Linked DNA regions of Homo sapiens: region 2 is linked to region 1. The links are chromatin loops, found by intact Hi-C in ENCODE. Cell type or tissue: PC-3. All regions are shown on one strand. Links, peaks and the distances in the headings refer to the core of each region. The heading gives the core; the rest is flanking DNA.

Region 1 (10,195 bases), core at 1,327-9,326:
ACAATAGCAAAGTCCCCATGTTACAGCAAAAACACATTTATATGTACAGCATTATATTACATGTTGAACTGACATGGAATGAGGACCATCCCTGAGTTGTTAGTCAAGACTTATCTTGTTAGTCAAGACTTATCATAACAAGAGCACCAACTCTCTGGACCAAGAAACAGCAAAGAGCTGAATTGCACAATCTCGCACAGGCAATGTGTAGAAGGTCTACTTTTGGGTACAAATGGAAATCCTTCCTTTGCAAAGCAAGGAAACCATTTTGTATTTCTGAAGGGCACATAAGTCAAATGCAACAAAAAAGAAATCAGAATAACGATCATGAGAAGTGATTTCAAAGGCAGGCCAGCATTAAATATAAGAATTCCAGAGCTCTTATTTGCACCTAAATGTCACATTTACTCTCATGAGCCCCTATAGGAATATCCCAGTTAGGTGCCTCTAGGCTGGGTGAGTGGATGAGATAGCCTAGGACCCAGTGGCTGAGCATGAGAAGCAGGTGGGCACGGCATAGGGGTGGTCCTGAAGCCCAAGGGCACACGCTGGCTACCCACATCCTGATAGAAAAGTTCCAGGGAGGAACTTAGCTCTGACAAGGACAGGTTGGCCAAATATGTCTACACACTCATCCCACTTCTCCCCCGGTAGGGTGACCAACTGTCCCAGTTTGCCCTGGACAGGAGTTGCCCAGCAAGACATGCAGTGCTAAAACTGGGACACTCTGGAGCAAACTTACCCCTAAGGCTTGCTGGTATTTTAAGCAACAAGGTCTAAAGACAGAAGGGAGGAGACAGAGATGAATGCAGCTTTTAGCTACACTTCCCTTGTCAATAGTGATTGGAACAAAACAAGGAACAAGGAAAGAGCTGGTTGGAGTTGGTCTCCAGCGACGTACTAGGCAGTGCCCTGAACATGCATTTCCTCACTTTCCTTTCTGGTCAGCTGTAGGCCTCTGGTAAGGGAGCAAAGCCACTGCTTTTAGAGACTTCTTTTACTCCTTAGAGGGCTGGCTGCTTAGCTTAGTGAAACTGATGGTTATGCAATGTCACAGAAAAATGCTTATCTTATGAAAAAAATCAATGAAAAACTGAGACTTCACTTGTTTGTACTCTAATTATCACATATTTAAAAATGCTTCAAACCTGGGGAAAGAACAAATCAAAATACAGTTATTTGAGCTATGGTTGATTTATTTTAGATTGGCTATCTTCTAGGTTTCTGTTTTGTTTTGTTTTTGGCAAATGTGGTTACAATCCTTTTTTTAAATTTTTTTTAAGAGACAGTCTCACTATGTTCCCCTAAGCTGGAGTGCAATGGCACAATCTTGGCTCACTGCAACCTCCAACTGCTGGACTCAAGCCATCCTCCCATCTCAGCCTCCCGAGTAGCTGGGACTACAGGTGCATGCCACTACACCCAGCTAATTTTTTTGTATATTTTGTAGAGACGGGGTTTCGCCATGTTGCCCAGGCTGGTCTTGAACTCCTGGGCTCAAGCAATCTGCCCACCTCAGCTTCCTTCCCAAAATGCTGGGATTACAGGTATGATCCACCGCACCTGGCCATAGAATGCTTTTTATTTATTGATTTATTTTTCTTCAACTTTTAAGTTCAGGGGTATATGTGCAGGTTTGTTACATAGGTCAATGTGTGCCATGGTGGTTTGCTGTACAGATCATCTCATCACCTAGGTATTAAGCCCAGCATCCATTACCTCCCTCCCCCTGCACCCTCCTGACAGGCCCCAGTATGTGTTGTTCCCCCCATGTGTCCATGTGTTCTCATCGTTTTTTACAAAATAATTCTTTAAAAAGTTTAATTAATTAATTAATTTAGAGACCAGGTTATGAGACTGGCTATTTTTCGTATTTTTGGTAGAGACAGGGTATCACCATGTTGCCAAGGCTGCTCTCAAACTTCTGGGCTCAAGTGATCTACCTGCCTCCTTAAAGTGCTGGGATTACAGGCATGAGCCACTGCACCCAGCCTAGAATGCTTTTATAATGGAAAAAAAAAAAAAAAAGAACAATAATGCTATGAGGTTGGATACCTCAGTTTGGCAAAAGATGAGTCTTTTGGAGAAATAATTTGTAAGAATTCAAATACTACCATACCAGCTCTCATTTTTTTTTTCATGACAACTAGGTAAAAAGCTTAATTTTAATTCATAGACAGTCTTTAAAAACTCATTCCAGAATTCAAGCCTTTCCAAGAGACGGCATTTGGTGACTTGGACCACAAGCATCTTTTTCTTCCTCTTTGTCAAAAGGCAGAGATGAGAAAAGCATCTTTATTATTATTAATTCTTTCTTGCTTTTCAACCTGCTTTCATGTGCATAGAGCTTTATTCTTGTACTGCTTCACAAGGTCAGGAACAGAAGTGTTCCACTGTCCGCCTCCACTTTACTGTTATGGAAACTGTGATACTGTGAGGCAACAGAATGAGTCCTAGATCCCGACTTCCACCCTTCTACCTAAAATTTTTCCTTAAGAAAAGAGCTAAAGTTCCTTCAAACCAACAAGCATTTATTGACTCCCTGCAGCTAACCATTTAGTGCTACCAAAAGCTGCTGGAAACTGAGAGTTAGTTGCATATGAGACACAGTTCACATCTCCGGTTCAGAAACAATCTTGCTCTGTTTGTCTGGCCCTGGTGACATCTCTTAGTCACCTCTCACTTTGGCTCTATGGACAGGATGTGTGTGAGGGCATTACTCACAGTTGGTGGGGAGTGGCCTTGCTAAACCGCTGTGAAATACCAGCAGTGCCTTAAAAACAGGAGCTCCCGAGTGCGTGCTACATCCCCAGGCCTTGCACAGTGCCTGGTACCCCATAAAACCGATGGACAATTACAGGGTATGGATTCTGCTCTTTAATGGTTTCATGTGGTGCTGTATAGTGACCATCTGCTGCTTTTGCATGCCCAGGTCCACTCTCCCTTCTCCTGGAAACTGTACTTTGTGGGTCACCCACACCTTCAGTGGATACAGCCCTGGTGGGAGTTGTCAATCACAGTGTCCTGCCTCCTCTGGCAAAGGATAAGCACATTACCTAAGTAAAGGCACTCAAATGCTCTTTCCCTGGAATTGGAATCATGGGCAGAGGACACAGAGTTCATTGATAAGTCTACTCATTAGTTTTGCTTCCTAGATCCCTAGAATTTTCCCCAATCTGCTGTTCTTTCTTCACCCCACTTCTTCAGTTTTTCCATGAATTCTAAGACCTATCCTGTCTTCCAATCAATTCCATTCATGCTTCAAGTAAGCAGAGTTATTTCTGTCACTGAAACCATGAAATCCAAACTCATACACCTTCGGACCAGTGCAGTGCATGCCAACACACCATAACTGGAACTCGTAGACATGTGGGTGAACTTCCAAGAGCTTCAGCCCCTTTTCTGGACATGAGGATGCGACGAACTATACAGAATTGTAACGAGAACTAATGAGACCATGTACACAAAGTTCCCAGCACAGTGCCTGACACAGAATAAGAGGTCAGTGAGTATTAGGTCCTCCTCCTTCTCAAGCAAGTTGATCATCTGATAATGATTGGAGAGACTCGACACAGCACTTCTTCTAAATAAACCTTCAGAATATAGGGATGGTCTTTCTGTGTCAAATACTTGGTTGTCAATCTCACTCTTTCAGAAAAAGGCCGACTGTAGGAAGAAATCCAGCCAGGATAAACCTGAACTCTATATATATTCAAGCTCTCGAAATAATAACACACCCTTGACTACTAATTTTGCATGCATTGGCCACTGCATCTCAGTCTTTTCTTGAAAGTTAGAGCCATAAATTCATGTATTACTCTTTTAAAGGAACTTCTAATTCTGAAGCCTGGAATTCAAAATCACATGGAATTCCCCCACACTTAAATGCTAGAAAAGTGTGGTAAAGACTATGGCTTTTAAAAGGAAGTTTTTGAGTAATAATAAGACTCTCTTGTTGTTTTTCTTATTATGTTCCAGGAACTGTGCTAAGCATTTTACAGCATTCTCAGAAGGCAGGTGTTATTTATCCCATTTTAGGCACAAGGAGGCAGAGGTGTAAGGAGGTAAGTCAGTGTACCATGATCCCCCAACAGGTGACTGAAATTCAAGTTCAGATCGACCTGAGCCCAAACTGTGTGCTTCTAAGTGCTCTTCCACATTGCCTCACTACTGTCTAAGGTCACTAACCTCCATAAGAACACATTGAACAGGTGCTTTATTCTATATTTGTAATTCCACAAGCAAGTGGCAAACCTAAAGTGTGACTCTTTGACATTAAGGATATATGTTTATAGTTATGTGCATAAACTCTATGGCTGGGTTTGAATCTGACCCCTGCCACTAACTGGCAGTATTATCTTAATTGAGTTAGCCCATCTAGAGCTCAGTTTCTTCATCTGCACAATGGGTATAAGAAAAGTGGCCAGGCGTGGTGGCTCACACCTATAATCCCAGCACTTTGGGAGGCCGAGGTGGGCGGATCACAAGGTCAGGAGATGGAGACCATCCTGGCTAACACGGTGAAACCCCGTCTCTACTAAAATAAATACAAAAAAAAAAAATTAGCCGGGCATGGTGGTGGGCGCCTGTAGTCCCAGCTACTTGGGAGGCTGAGGCAGGAGAATGGAGTGAACCTGGGAGGCGGAGCTTGCAGTGAGCTGCGATCGCACCACTGCACTCCAGCCTGGGTGACAGAGTGAGACTCCATCTCAAAAAAAAAAAAAAAAAAAAGAAAAGAAAAGAAAAGCACATATGAATCGGGAGTATTTATGAAACATGATGCATGTGAAGCATGATAAAGTACACAACGGTACAACAATTTCCAAATGAAATGTTACCTATGGATTAGAATTGTGACTTAGGATGGAGGAGTTAGAACTCCATAAATAACTGCACCAGGCACGCCACTGACTGGACAGAACTAACAGCAGAAGCTTATAAAAGTAGCCGACACTTTCAGACAGAAGTCTTGACCTCTGGCCCTGCCTCAGCCCCGCAAGACCTGTGCTCACTGAGTGATCTTGGATATGTCATCTACTCACTCTGAGCTTTAATTTTCTCCTCTAAATAGTGGAAATAGCTACATCCCACAGCTGTCAGGAGGGCAAATAGGATACCAAACCTAAAGATTTCCTATAACTTGAAGAGCAGGTTTTACCAATGTTTTTATTGCTCTTTATCAAAGATAAACTAAAAAATAAATTCCTATACTGGAGTGCAGAGGTCTTAAGTTGGCTGTGTGAGGCTTGCATTCAGCATGCAGATGTATTTGGTTAGTCCAAATGGTGTTGTTGTAACTGTTTTTCCATTTAGATGCCAGTGTTATGGACCAAATGTTTGTATCCTCCCAAAACTCAAATGTGGAAAACCTAACAGCCAAAGTGATGGTGTTAGGAGATGGGGCCTTTGGAGGGTGATTAGGGGATAAGAGCAGAGCCCTCATGAATGGAATTAGTGCCCCTACAAAAGAGACCTCAGAGAGCTCTCTATTACTCTTTCCACCATGTGAGGATACAAAAAGAGGTCAGTAGTCTGCAACCCAGGAGATCCTCACCAGAACTGATCATGCTGGTAATCTCATCTCAGATTTCCAGCTTCCAGAACTGTAAGAAACAATTTTTTCTTGTTTTTAAGCCCTTAGTCTATGTTACTATGTTACAGCAGCCTGAACTAAGACAGTCAGCATTTAAATATTCGGAGATCTGACCAGGCTGGGCCTGTATTTCCTCTCAGCCACAATGAGCTAACACTTTGCGGAGCTGTAACCCTGAGGCACACCCCCACCCCTGCCCTGGTATCCTCACACACACAGGCACAGGGTGGTTGTCATTTATTCAATGCTTATGCTACTGTTTTTCTTAGAAGAGAAAAATATTCTCTGTATCCATACCTCTGTCATGGGTAAAAAAGATCAGTAGGTCTCAATCCAACACTATCCATTTATTTCACTTCCTTCCTGGATTTGCAGGTGGTTAAGTGTTCCCTCCATCTGAAATGGAAGGGAAGTGGCCTTTTGTCTGAGTTGGAGAAGAGGGCATGCTCACTTGTGTATGTAGTGTGTTTTGTTTGTTTTTTAGTTTACTCATATGAGATCTCTGCCTATTCAACAGACACGTTTATGGAGAGACTAAGGACTAAGTACCATGGGAACAGGTATGGAAAGCTGTGACCCCTGTCTTTCAAATGCTTCAGATTTTTTTTTAACTTTTCAAAGCAGTGAATACTCAGAAAAGGAAAGGGAAATTTATGCTTTCATTCTTTAAGTTTTCCTTAGAAGAGGGGCCAAGAAAAGTCAGTTTCACTTAAACCTTTCTAAAATGCTAGTCCTTTTAACAATTCAAATCATAAATTGAATTTCAGGTTCTAGATGCACATAAATCAGCAGTTTATTCATGAGTTTAACTATCTCAGCAAGAAAACCTTCTCCTAGTAAAGACCTAATGAACAGAATCAGATGAGAATTAACCCTTATTTTAAATAGAGTATGCCTCTGAGGGGTAAATAATTTAAGGCAGATATAAAGCAACCATTTTAGCCAAAGATACCTGCAGAAGAGTACGTTTACAGACACCTAGAAAGATTCCACACTCTATAAGCACAGATTTTCACTTAAAATTTAAGTCAGGCAGTGCCATGATGATAATCAGAGGTGAAAAAAGAACTCTGTGCTTTTAATACAGCCTGAGAGATTAGAGACAGAAATGTATATAAGTGTGCATTTTAGTTTATTTTCATTGTTGCTAGCATGAAAGGCTAAGACTGAAAATAAATCATGTGAGGTCCACTTACTGTTCTAAACTTTAACCATTTTTTGTTGTGGTTAAAAAAAAAAAGCACACATGTTACTGACAGAGAACACAAAACTTTTCTCTTTATTCCCTGCTTACAGCTCTTACTTATTAGGAAAATTACAGAAATACCAGAGAAGGAGGCTTTGGTATCTCAGCACAACAGGAAAGCAAATTGTGCTTTTGTGAGAAGGATGGATTTTTGTTGTTGCATTTTTAGACGAAAGATTTATGCTTATATTCTGGTCCATTTACAATATATCATAATACTTTGCAGACAAAGTTATGCTTTTTTCCCAATGATCTAGTGACCTTAATCTCTAACATTCTGTGGTTTCCTGTTTGGGGAAATGATTGAACAGCAGCCTAAGCTATTCCAGGCTGCACAGCATTCCCAGTTGGCCTCTATCTGTCTTAGTTTTGAATGTTCTCCTGTTCACTAATCCAAAAAAAAAATTCTTTTTTAAGGGAATTTTCCCTACAGATGCTAAATCAATGAAACTCCTGCAAATCAGCCCTCCAAACTTCCTCTTCTGGCTGCTTTACTTATCATTCTTCTATTACAAACTCTAATGTGGCCAGGAGTTCTTTTGGACTGAAGCAATTAGCATGTCCCACCAGTGCCTTCCCCCTAAGCAGAAAAGAATTAATTTCACTATTATCCAGCTCAACAAACAATAATTCCCATGGGTTTCCCAAAAGCTCAGCTGCAGAAGAAAACTTTAATTCAGCTGAGGAGTATAACATTTAAGAAATGTCCCTGACTGGGGGCAGACTTGTTATCTGTCCATGGATAATGCGTTGACCTCAGCTGTCCATCACTCTCACTGTTGGCCATACTTCTTCCTGGTAATTGTGCAGAGTCTTAGGGATGTAATACTCAGGAGGCCTGAGTCCCCAAGGCCTGCTTGAAGAAGACTGGTAGAAAAATTGAATGAAACAGTAGTCATTTCTGCAACCAAGTTGTTCTTAAAAAGAGACATATTTTGCTTTCACGTTTTAAGGAAAAGGGAAGACAAGAGAGTAAGTGAACTTAGAATAAACAGCCCCATGTGCCTCCCATCCCCCTACCAGCTGGTTTTGTCAAGATGAATAAAGAAGAATGGAAGTGGAACAGCAAGTTTGAGTCAGTGTCCAGCGATTATATAAATAATGTCTTTTGGCCAAAAAAAATTATTCCTGCTTTCTTGCACCTTAACTCTAAATTATTTTGCTGCTTTTAGTGGGGAACAACAAAGCCAACTTGAAAAGGATCCAGAAAGCCATCATTCTGATGCAATGATCTTTGGAAAAAAGCTCCCTACCTAGAACAGCACACTTAAACGACTTTTAAGAATGATCCAGAATAATTCTTGTCCTCTTGCTTGAATATAAAAGTCCTGGGGCCCCTTCTAGTCAGTCCTTTACTCTGCTTCTTGTTTCAGGGTCTGCTCTCATGGCTGCTTTCTGATCCCCTTGCCTCTCAAGAATCTCCTCTGACCATGATCAATAACTGGATTTTTTTTTTTTTTTTTTTTTTTGAGACAGGGTCTTGCTCTGTCACCCAGGCTGGAGTGCAGTGGTGCGATCTCGGCTCACTGCGACTTCTGCCTCCCGGGTTTACACCTGGCTAATTTTTGTATTTTTTGGTAGAGACAAGGTTTCACCATGTTTCCCAGGCTGGTCTTGAACACCGGACCTCAAGTGATCCACCCGCCTTGGCCTCCCAAAGTGCTGGGATTACAGGCATGAGCCACCGCGCCTGGCCCAATAACTGAATTTTAATAAACTGACTGTCCCAGGAGCAAGCTCACCCACTCCCACAGACAAATCTCTCCAGAGGAGGAATGTACCCCTGCCTGTCAGAAGGTCAGCTTCAAGGTCACACCTAAGGGTCATCTCCAAAGACTGCAATGTGCTTGACAAAGTTATTACCCTACTAGGAGGTGGGTCAAGGAGCCAATTTCTTTCTTTCTCCACATCATTAAATATATTTAATTAACAAACACACATTTGCATACAACCCAACCAATAAGAAACGGCCCTGCAAGAGCAAAGAAAAAAATGCTTTAATTTATAGACAGTTAAATCTATGGTATCGACCTACATTCTTCAATAAAGTGTATTATAAGCACTTAAAATGTGGCTAGTCAAAATTGTTATGTGCATCTAAGATACACACAGGATTCTGAAGACTCAGTACAAAGAAAAGAATGTAAAATATTTCAATAATTTCTTAGTATCAATTAAAATTAATATGATGACATTATATATATATAGTGTTAAGGACAATATATTGTTAAAATTGATTTCACCTGTTTCTTTTATAGTTTTCATGTGCCTTCTAGAAAATTTAAATGCACATATCTCCCTTGCATTATATTTCTATTGGACAGCACTGCTATACCTTGGGTTTGGTATATACTGGAAAGAAAATTGGTCCTCTCTGTCAATAGCTGCGAAGTAACAGAAGTAAGTAACTTCCAAGGACAGCCACTCTCGGAGGAGCGGTCTGCGGTTCATGAAGCTGGATTAAGGAAATTGGAAACTATGTCCATGTGGAGGAGGAGCAGCAGATACTCCCATAATAGCTATCATTACAGGGGAGCAGACAGGAACTATGGGAAAACCTGCTTGCTATTGGCTTGCCCTGCCAGCTCTCTGCTCCCCAACATTACTACTGTCACTTAAGTTCAAAATATAATAGTAATGGGCCAGGTGCCATGGCTCACACCTTTAATCCTAGCACTGTGGGAAGCTGAGGTAGGAGGATCACTTGAGGCCAGGAGTTTGAGACCAGTCTGGGCAACACAGCAATATCCTCTCTCTACAAAAAAGTTAAAAAAATCAGCCAAGCACAGCAGCATGCTCCTGTAGTCCCAGCTACTTGGGAGGCTGAGGTGAGAGGGTCTTTTGAACCCAGGAGGTTGAGGTTGCAGTGAGCTATGATTATGACACTGCACTCTAGCCTGGGCAACAGTGAGACCCTGTCTCTAAAACAAAACAAAACAACAAAAGAAAAAACAAAAAATAATAGTACCACTAGTAATTGAGTGAATACATTAAGGATTATGAAGAAAGGGAAAAAATAAAACAGGAAAGCTGTGCTCCCTTTCACTAATGGGAAGGAAATGATCCTTCCCAGCTAAAGTGGTCCCGAATGCCAGCAGAGAGCAGGACAGCCTCATCACAGGAGAAATGCTAAACAGCCTGCAAAAAGCATTAACCTAGAGATGCTCAGAAGCTCTCAAAACGGATATGGACAGTGGACGGGGAGGCCCTAGTGTGGTCAGGGAGCAGAGCATTCCGCAAAGTGCAGCCCTCCTTGGATTCTGGCTGACCCATTGGCATTCTCTCCTCCCATAACAAACTTGCCTTCCAGCTTGAGAAAATTCCAGTTTGAATAAAGGTTACTTTGCCTTTCTCTG
Region 2 (10,195 bases), core at 1,423-9,422, 54 kb before region 1:
GGAAATTCTCCTGGGTGCCTCTTAGCACTTCCATGTCCAAGAGTAAAAGTTTCTGGAATAATATTGCAACCTGCAGGACAGCTAAAGACTTAGACCCTTCAAAAATGAAGGTTTCAATAATCTTGCCAAGAAAAGAACCCCAGACAACTAACTTCAGTTGCTGGCTGAAGGTAAAAGGAAGATGGAATGGACGTTGGAAGAAGTTCATTCTCAATTATTATTTAACTATTATCATCATCAGTCAACTAGTTTTGTTACCAGTCACCAAAACAAAACCCGTAGCAGCTATGCACATTTTCTTCTTTGTTTACTCTGCATAACACTGAGTGTTGGTGGTTAATTTTACAACTTAGCCTTTAGGTTGTAGAACATCCATTATAAAAGGTGCAATGGTGTCTGAAAGGAAAAAATTTAACATCACCCTGGGATGAATACAGTGGCTGAGGCCACTATCTTACAGGGTTTTACTCTGAATTATCTGTTTTAGGGAGAGAGTGAACTTGTGTTCATCTGTGTGAGGAATAAAATTGCATTCTGTGAGGAAGAAGTGTGATGTTGCTGTAGGGTGCGTACAATGGAATGTGTGGATGCTGAGTAGCAAAAGGGTGGATGTGCTGGATTGTGTCTCTTGACTCTTAAGTCCAAGTCCACCCTTCTGGATAATCCTCCATCCTCTTTCCCAGACTCACTCATCCAGCTGGTTTCATGGGAGGCGCTGGTGCTAGGTTCCAGTGTGGGAGGAGGAGATTAGCCATTTTCCCCAGCTGGCCTGGACTGCCTGTGCTCTGGGCTCCAGCAATCCGGGGATAGTTTCAGCAAGATCAACACTGAGTATCCCTGACAGGATTCAGCCAAGGGCCAGTGGCAGCTTCCCAGCCTCTTTGGGTAAGAGCCCCTTCTTTTTTTGCTCCTCAGTCCTTCCAGTAGTTTTTAACCAATTTCCTGTGTTCCATCCTACTCTGCTTGAGATATATAGAGAGGTTTCTACTTTTGTGTTTGAGCACTGAATGATACATAGTTCCTTCCATATCAGTCCATAGTGAGCTTCCTCATTCTCTAGTCAAAAAAAAAAAAAAAAAAAAAAAAAAAACCCAAACAAACAAACAAACAAAACAGGAATACATCATATTTATATGAGAAGACCCAATAATGGATATTTAGACTGCTCTCAATCTGCTCTTTTAATCAATAAGAGTAGTAAGTACATTTCCATTTCAGGAAAGTATTATCAAGGCATATATTTGGAAATTTTTGTGTCTTACCCCACTTGGAATTTTACGCGCCAGAGCTCTTATGCAGGAATCTAAATGGCTGAAATAGGATTAAACTAGACTGTGGAATCTAGAGAGCGTTCAACTGCAGCTGGTTATTTATTGCTTAATAAGTATTTTGAAGTATTGTTCGGCTATGTCCTAGCCTTATCTCTTCCAAATGAATTGCAAGCACTCGGAGCTTGATTTTTTGTCATCTTTTGAATATGTAAATGTGTCATGTTGGGAGGGGGGTTGGTAGTACCTCCCTCCTCTGTGATTCATGTCACCTGAATGTGTCATCCTACTGGCAGTCTAGGAAGAGCCCTGCATAGGTCTTAGGTTTTCTCTTGAGGAAGGAGCTCATGACACAGCCAGCACTTCCACATAGGATAGTAGCTCAAATAGAGGTCCAGTTTGTTTTATTATTGGGCTTATTCCAAATTCCTTTCCTGGGGCACTGTGCTTTAGAAATGCTTTTTTCTTAATTATGAAATATTTTAATTGATTTGTGGGCAGTGCCTCTTATTCAGCCTGTGCAGCCAGTCCCTTTGGTCCAGCTCAGGGTTGGAGGACTGCCTGGACCTGTTCAACGCCCTCAGCCCCGTGAGGCCGCCTCAGGCCATCTCACCCATCTGACACTGCTTCCACTGACCACAGAATGAAGGCCTCTTTAGCTCTTTGCTAGCTCCATCCCCCAACTCTGTTTCTTGATTTTATCTTCTTTAATTAATGAAGTGCACTTTTGCTATCTTCTTAACTTTTAGGTATTCAGATGATTCTGCCGTTCCATTTCCAGCTCTTAGACTCGTTGAATGTTCTAAAATGGGAAAGGCTGGGTCCTGTTTATAGTTGCCTTGCCAACTCCCAATCAGCCTTTTCCTAAGGAAGATTTTTCTTTAGCCAGTCTACACTTTCATAGCAACTTAGAGTGTGACAGGAATCCTCAAACATTCAGAAGTGACTTGGCCGGTAGAGATCCGGAGTTGCATTTCTAGCATGAATATCCAGCCTTGTCCCTTGAGGGTTCAACTTTAATAATCTTTAACATAATCCCTTTAAAACACAAATCCCTGGCAGATCCAAGCTGCTTTGGTACAAAAGTTCTAGAGATTAAAACCAAAGCTGCTTTCGGTGGTAGTGCTGTTATACTGTCAATCCCATTGCCAGCCAAATTAACAGCATACATTTCTGATAACCCACCTAATGCTGGTAAGCAATCAATAGCCAGATTCATTTAACTCTCAGAAGCTTAAGTGCTGTTAAATCACATTTCCTGTTCATGGGGCTGAATCCTAGAAGATGTGCAAGAGTTGTTTTTTCAAGTACTCAGTGGAAAAAAGAAAGAAGGCATGTAAAGGAAAAGGTTTTAGTACTTATATGTTATATTGATTATATATAACATTTATATTCACTGTAATATTGAACAAAAATAGTTTATACTGATCATTTACTACACGAAACAGCATTACCTAAGATAAATGGTAACTGATTTGCTAATTTTCTAGATAGTCACATTCACAGATAAGTTCACAGCTGGATCAGATACACCGTTAACAAAAACTGGTTTTTAAAACTATCAAAACAGGAAGAACATGGAAACTTCATCCCTAAATCCTCAATGGCACATTGGAGATTTCTTAACGCGTATTGCTTTTCTTTTCACTGGAATTCCACATGCAAGTTGTGAAGTGCAAGACTGAACTATTAGAAGCTCCAGATTTGACATGATCGCAAATTAGTTTTACCTCTTGCTGGTACATATTCCCTATGTTCAGGTTCATAGAAATCCCAGAAAACACATAGGTCTCCATCTGAATTTTGGTCAAAGGATTCAGTTCTACCTCTTTCATCCTGGCCCAGTTTTACTGCTGGGAGTCTCACTGGCTTTCTCTTTAGCCGTCAACAAATTTGGAGCAAGCTTTTCTCTCTGGGAAAAGATTACATATGGCAGTCTGGATTTTAGTTTATATTTTCATTATAAATGAGAGAGTCTTTTAAAAAGCCACTTAAGAATCACTGCACAGCTTCATGTGGGATTTGGCCAACGGTTGTTGGGGTTCTAAGCTATTAAATCAGCTTTTTTCTAACTGCGAAAAGCAGAGGTTGAAATTTTATATTTTTTCAACTCCTCAACCAGTGGCTTAAGTAGTTGAGTTATTAAGAAGAAAACAATATGGAGTATTTTTCAGAATTAGACATTCGCTTTTGGTTTGTTTATCCACAGATGAAAAGAGTTGAGAAGATTTCATCTTAGCATATCTAATTTGAATTACATCTCTTCTACCAGAATCCTTTTCTCGGGCATAATGTAGCGGGAACCATCAGTTTGTTATTGCTGGCAGGTCTCAGCTTGTAACCAACAGAGGAATATTCCAGTCCTGCCATGACACAAAATAGAATTTGTATTCGTACTGGAAGAAAGGGTTGACTTTCTAAATACCTTATTGTAGTTTATGAGTTTAAATTAAGCTAGATTTTTTAAAAAATCTATTTGTAAGGGTCTCATTGCCTCTAAAGAGCAAAACTAGGTCAAAACTTCCCTTAACTTAAAGGTGGATAAACAATTCTATTTCACATAAAATACCATGAAATTGAAAAGATGACCAAACTCACAATTTCCCATTAGAAAATACCTCAGTTCATTCAACAATAAATATGAATGAACATTTACGAAGTGTCAGGTGCTCCACTAGGAGCTGTGAACACAGGACAGAATAAAACAGACAAAAGTACCTGTCCTCGTAGCTTTTCTTAAGGCTTTCTGGAATGAACTAAAACATTAATGAATTGTTAATATGAAAAACAAACTAGTTTTCTTCATTAAATGGGTGTAGTTGCCAATGTAATAAAAATTATAAGTTAAAAATACTATCCAAGAATTTCTGTGACACCAAGACCTCTGAAGGTCTTTGCTACTGTGCTGATTGCAATGAACAGAACTTTTATATCCATTTGTTCTAGGAAAGTGTTGTTCTCTGGATACCATGTTGCCAAAGAAAAAAATATATCGTTTCTGGGTAGATTCAGAAACAGAGCTGTAAATGATTCTGGCAGGATGAGCATGGAAGGGAGAAGATATTAACAACTGGAAAATGGCCTTGTTGCCAGAGGCTCCATATGATGGCATTAGAAGCCACATGATAGAATTAGACTTGAGGTTATATGCAGGTCTGGTTAAGCTCAAAGCACCCATCAACTCCTTATGAACTGATTATAAGACAGCCATAGAGGCAGCTGAATGCACCTTTTATTATCTCAGTCAGGGAAGTCTTCATTTGAAATCCAGTGTGTGGGGAGAGTGATAAGAAATCATGCCTATATTCCTAGATGACTACCATCCTACAATCCCACCCACCCATCCCTCAGTTTCTATCTTCAGCCCCATCACACAGGACCCGCTCATTCGGGAAAGTTCCAACCTAGAACATCCCCATTGCTCCAGGGAAAGAGGAAAGAAGAACAGAAGCAGCAGGAGGAGGAGAGAGAGGGAGGGTGGAAGGAAGTACTTCTGTCTTTGCAAGTGGTTTAGGTGTTCTGGGTGGTGCCAGCTGAGATGCAGCTGCTTTTGTCTTTGGACATCCTCCCACCTGGGCACCTGGGCACCTGGGCGCCATTCTCCATCTGATGCTAATCATCTCCACCAAACTGTGGGTTGTTTGTTGGTGGTGATTATGGAGTTTGTTTTTTACCCTTATATTTCCCATTAATTTTGTCCTGGCTTAGGTTTGTTTTCCTTCTGGTAATACAAGTCTTGAATAAATTCATTTGTTGCTTATGGGCAAAAGCAAATCTAACACAGCCAAAGACATCTTCAGACCTTAAGAATGTTGGTTCACCTGTAAAATTTGCATCTACTCCAAGAACACTTAACAGAGCCCTCCCTTTTGGCTGTCAACATGCCCCTTCCACTTCTCCTGGGGCTAAGAGGCCACCTCAGAACAGGTCCCACAGCTTCTCCAGAAAGAGCTATGCCCAAAGCAGATGGAACAATAGGAGGCTGCATCAGAGAAGAGTGTAGACTTGCTGTCTGATTTCTATTAAGTTCTTTCTGATTTTTTTTTTAAAAGCCAGGCACATGTTTATTTTCATAGTCAAAGAGTTGTAATCTTGGACATTGAAAATAAATACATTTTATGTATTTTAATTTATGGCTGTACTCTTAGGTAATTTTACTTGGTTTGAGCTCTGTTTCATTGTTTTACAAAGTGGTCTGGCTCCTTTAAGAAGCCACAAGTTGTAGACATTGAATCAAGCTGAGTCATTCATCCAGAGAGAGAATTAGGAACAGCTGGGGGCGGCCACTAGCAGTAAAAGCAGAGGCCTGAGAGGAACAAAATGCCTCTCTAGGAAATGTTCCAATACTTCAACCCCAAACAGAGAGAGGAAAATCTCACAGGCACCATCTTGCTAATGATGGCAAATCCCTGAGAATTGTGAAGCAAGGATGTTCCTGGGCCAGAGACCAGACTCTGGCACCTGCAGCCAGGGGCCAGGAGGGGTCGTGTGGGCCAGCACACCGCCACAGGATATTGGTCTTCAAAGGGTTTGGTGGCCCACGGGTCTCCCTTTCTATAAAATTCAGGGCTACTGAGCACCCTCTGTGACCCTTGAAAGGGTCAATTGCCTCATGACCTCTTTGCCCCAGTTGTTGGAGCCAGTTAGAGAGAAACTGAATTTCAGTGAGTTAAAGGATGACATTAAAAGTTGCAGTATGATTAAATGAAGACAACAGGACATGGTATTGTCTCCGGTGTGGAAAAAATAGAATCTGCAAACAATAAAAGACTAGAGGAATAATAATACTGTGGTTATATCTGGGCTATGGGCATTTTGGCCATTTTTATGTTCTGTGTATTTATTTATATTTTTATGTGTTATGTCTTACTTCTCAGTGTGGAATAAATATCCACATTTGGTCCCTCCCTTTTTCAGTCAGTATTTTCTAAGCACATTCTGTGTGCCTGGCACTCTGCTGGGGAAGCAAAGGAAGCAAGTCCCAAGGCTTTACCTTGAGCTGCCACCTTCTATGGCACTGAAATCACCAAGCTCTCCCTGGGGTAGCTGAGCTTCTCTTCTCAGGGCCTGGGCCCCTTGCTGGTCCTCAGTGCCGGTCATGGACTCTGCCCAATACAAGTGAGATTCATGGCTGCCCTTCACTCCAGCCCTGCTCAGACATCAGCTGTCAGGAAGGACTTTCCTGGCCCCTCCGTGGATCACACTCTCACCTCCCATCAGGCTTTACTCTCCTTACCCTGCTGAGATTTTCATTATAGCACTTAGCAATATGTCTTTCTGTATGCATGTAGATATGTATGCATGTTGAACACTGACCTCTCACGGGAATGCACTGTCTTTGAGGAAGGGTCTTTAATCCTGCTCATTGCTGTATCTCCACGACGCAGAACAGTGGCATGCTAAGTCTTGTTGACTTGAAGTCAGGTGCTCTTCCTCAAGGGGAAAAGTTGTATTAGGTGTACTTGAATATATAGAGAATGAATCCCGATCCACAAATGCAGGTGATAAGAAATGTGGCTTCTATTTTCTACAATGATATTTTTAAAATTATGAATTCCCACTCTGCTGGCAGAGTGGAAAATTTCAGAGGGTCCTCTGCCAATCAGGCCATCACATTGTGCCTGTCCCCAAAGTCCCTTCGTGCCTGGCGGCCTTCTGCTGCTTCTGGGCAAGGCTGAAAACCTCAGTACCTGTGGCCCCCGCTCCCCAGCTCCTCCAGCTGGAAGCTCTTCCTCTCCCGGCTCTGGCCCAGACCTGGCCCCTGCCAGGAAGAACCTGCCGAACTTGCTCCTTGCCTCAGCTAGGGGAATTACCTTTTAGTCTGACAATTCTTGCCTGTTTTTCCAAGCCATTCTGTTTCCTCAAACCCAATCCTCCCCTTGGACTCTGGCTTTTTAGAAGACAAAAGCCAGAAATGCTCCCAGGGTCCTTCTGCATCTCATCCTGCCGCTCACCTCCCTAAAGCAAGTACACGGGTCAGCTATACCTGCTCAAAAGGGCAATGAAGAAGGAAAACGTCAGTAACTCTGACTAAAGGCAGAAACGTGCTTTCTTGGAGTGAGACAGAGAATGCACAGAAGAACATGATTATAAGCAGGGAGTGGGTAAAGAGAACAGGGAAGGAGGGAGGCTTACTGGCCCTCTTATGCTTTTGAGCTGGGTCTCAAAGGCTGGGCGGGATTTCATTTGACAGAGCACACCGAACAGAAAGGCAGGAGCAGAAAGAAAATAGAAGTGGTGTTTGCATGAAGGTAAATCATCTCATCTGACTAGACACATTTGAGCAGTGAGAAAATAAACCAAAAAAAGTAGGCTGGAGTCAGTTTGTGGCAGGCCTTCAGAGCCCAGGGTGTTTTGACATCAACTTAAGTAGTTGGCAGCCATTGAGTCAGAGAGTGAGTTGATTAGACTGCTGTGTTAGAAAATGAAATAGCAACGCTGTCTAGGATGGATTAATGGCTGGGACTGTTGAAAGACTAGAGCAGGGAGACCTTTCAGTAGGTTGTGCAATCATCTAGAAACTGGAAGGAAAAGGAGGAACGAGCTGCAAAAGATACTGCTGAAGAAGAGTAAACAGACTTTGGCCACTGGGTGAATATAAAAGAAGGACAAGAGAAAGCTGTTGATGGTAAGAATGTGGATGTTCTCACAGACCAGGGAAAACGAAGGGAAGCTGCTGGTTTGCGGGAGGATGAACAGGCTGGTCATGTTGAATCTGAGTTTCCATCAGGACAGCTGGAGCTATGGGCAGGGAGCTCAGAAGAGAAGGCAGGACTTTCCCTGTGATAGGAAGAGAACAGGGTCATGATGCTGTGGGAGTATGTGGTGGTAAAAGAGGAAAATTGAGGGATATGGTGTTGGTTGCTTTGATCTTCTCAGTAAGGTAGGAGACAAGGCCATTCGCTGAGATAAGGGAAGCCACACTGTGTCATCTTGGAGTTTGAGAGTGGACATGGTTTGAAACAGCTGCACCAGTGAACAAAAAAGGTGTCAATTACTGAGGAGCAAATGTGTAGACCTGTACAACCTCAAGTGTTCTCTCCCATAAATACAGAATCCTTTTATGGTGATTTAATAAAATCTGTCCAGGCAGATGTGAGAAGAAATAGCCTTTAAATCGCATATCTAGTTTGAGGCATGTATTATGTTTTATACTCTCTGATTTCTGGTAGATAGTTCTCTCTTTCTTATTGCTATGCCATTTATTAGCAATTTATCTGTTTTGTAAATTTATCAAGATGCTAGAATCCCTCAGCATGGTACACATGAAAACGTAGCAACCAGTCATTGCCAGCTCTCATGGTATGTTTCCCGCTGTCGAACTTCTGTCCCCAGAGACGCTTGTCATCACCTGCTGTCTACTCCAAATGCCAAGTTGTTTTCTTCACTTGGTGGCTTTGGGCAGAGGGGGAGAAATGGCTCATCACAAAGACCAGCAGCACCTTGGGCTTCAAAGGTGGGGGTTACACCTGCACCTGGGGCTAGGGAGAAAGGGGCAAGCTTAACATTCATCTCACTTTCTGGGGTGGTACCAAACGTTGCTGCTGGTGGTTCAAGAACTCATCCCATTTCACCTCCTTTTGGTCTTTTCCAAGGCTTCCCACACCTTCCTTGTCTCTCTATATTCTCATCTCTGTTTTCATTTTATGGTACCTGCTGTTGGGGATCTAAGGATTTGTTTGGAGTGAGAAGTAGGGGAGAATAACACAAACCTCTCTGCATTCTTAGCCTTACTAGCATTTTCTTTACTAAAAGACAACTCCATTGGAGTTGTTGGCACTGGTAGTTTTAAGCCACCTGGTTTCAGTTTACGTAACTGAGTATGTCCTAATCACACAGGATTACTGAATTGTTTTTCTCTTCCTTTAATGCTTCTACATTGAATATGTGACTATCAACTCTTTTTTTTTACTCTAATCCAGCCCAAGAAGAGAAAAACGTTCCACTGAAGGGTAGGAAATGGCAGAAAATTTGGAACCGGGGCTCAGAATCGCATGCTTCCCGGGATGGTGCACCTTTCTCTTCTGACTGTCCAGTGAGGGAAGAATGTGATCTAGAAGCAAATCCACATGGACCTTGGTTTACTTATGAGGCCAAAACAGAATTGCATTTCTCATTCCTTAAGAAACTAGAACTCTTAAGGAATTGTTCTGAGGCTCTAGCCTAACAAATATTAACATTTTTCGGGGACAGAGGAGCTAATTTAAGGGAACCGTGACTGATTAGAGATTCCTTTTCCTCTGCCCTAACAAGGAAGACACATTCTAGTGGAATTTTACCCTGAAGAAACTACCTCATTGGAGCAAACAAAATCCACCCTTCATCCAGTCCAAGATCAGCTTCCATTTTCCAGGGCAACATCACTCCAAACCTTTTTTGATAGAATCTACTTTTTTTTTTTTTTTTTAACTTTTGTTTATTTTTGCCCCAAAGCCTTTGGCATTGTCCTCCAGTGAGTCACACTATGGAGCCATTTCAAAATGTCCTCCTTAAAGAATGTTTCTCTTCCCAGGGGAGATGGGAAATTGGTCAATGACAGCATGTTCTGGCATGTTACGGTGCAACGTGTGAGGATTTTAGTAAGGAGATGCCATTTCACACGCCGCCAAGGCCACTTGATGGATGGGCTTGCAGGGAAACAGCCTTCTAGATCTTTCCTGGCTCTACAGAGACAAGATGGAAAAACTAAAGCATGGCCATTAGGGGTTTCTTCCAATCAGTGTAATAAGGGAATCAGTCCTTCTACTCTCCCATGACAGAAGTTTAGGGCAGTCATTTGCAAATTCAGATTTTGCAACAAAATAATTAAATCATCATGGGATGGAAGACAAAAATAAGAGGAGAGAAGGCAGATACTGGCGTGTTTGGAGGCTTAGCAGGCTCCAGCACAGTAATGCTGATGCCCAGGCCTGTACCAGTGATACTCT

Evidence for each region. Peaks named below come from ENCODE experiments on the same cell type or tissue, not always from the same donor. Only the 100,000 strongest peaks of a DNase experiment are listed, where the experiment ranks them.
Region 2: it touches region 1 in a loop (9-fold over the local background); 3 of 110 quality-filtered maps call a loop at or near these places.

What each region holds. Positions count from the first base shown.
Region 1 is chr7:29,032,842-29,043,036 of GRCh38, forward strand. The region is part of intron 11 of CPVL (carboxypeptidase vitellogenic like); the gene reads right to left. Among named protein-coding and RNA genes, the nearest start is that of CPVL-AS1, 42 kb to the right of the region's middle. In PC-3, for the core only: no CTCF peak of the experiment used is centred there; a DNase peak (open chromatin) is centred at 2,680; H3K27ac peaks cover 3,329 bases.
Region 2 is chr7:28,979,214-28,989,408 of GRCh38, forward strand. It overlaps CPVL-AS2 (CPVL antisense RNA 2), which reads left to right and starts at 754. Exons shown (of 5, transcript NR_038965.1): 1 at 754-885. RefSeq lists an enhancer at 6,998-7,497. In PC-3, for the core only: no CTCF peak of the experiment used is centred there; DNase peaks (open chromatin) are centred at 1,558 and 5,518; H3K27ac peaks cover 378 bases.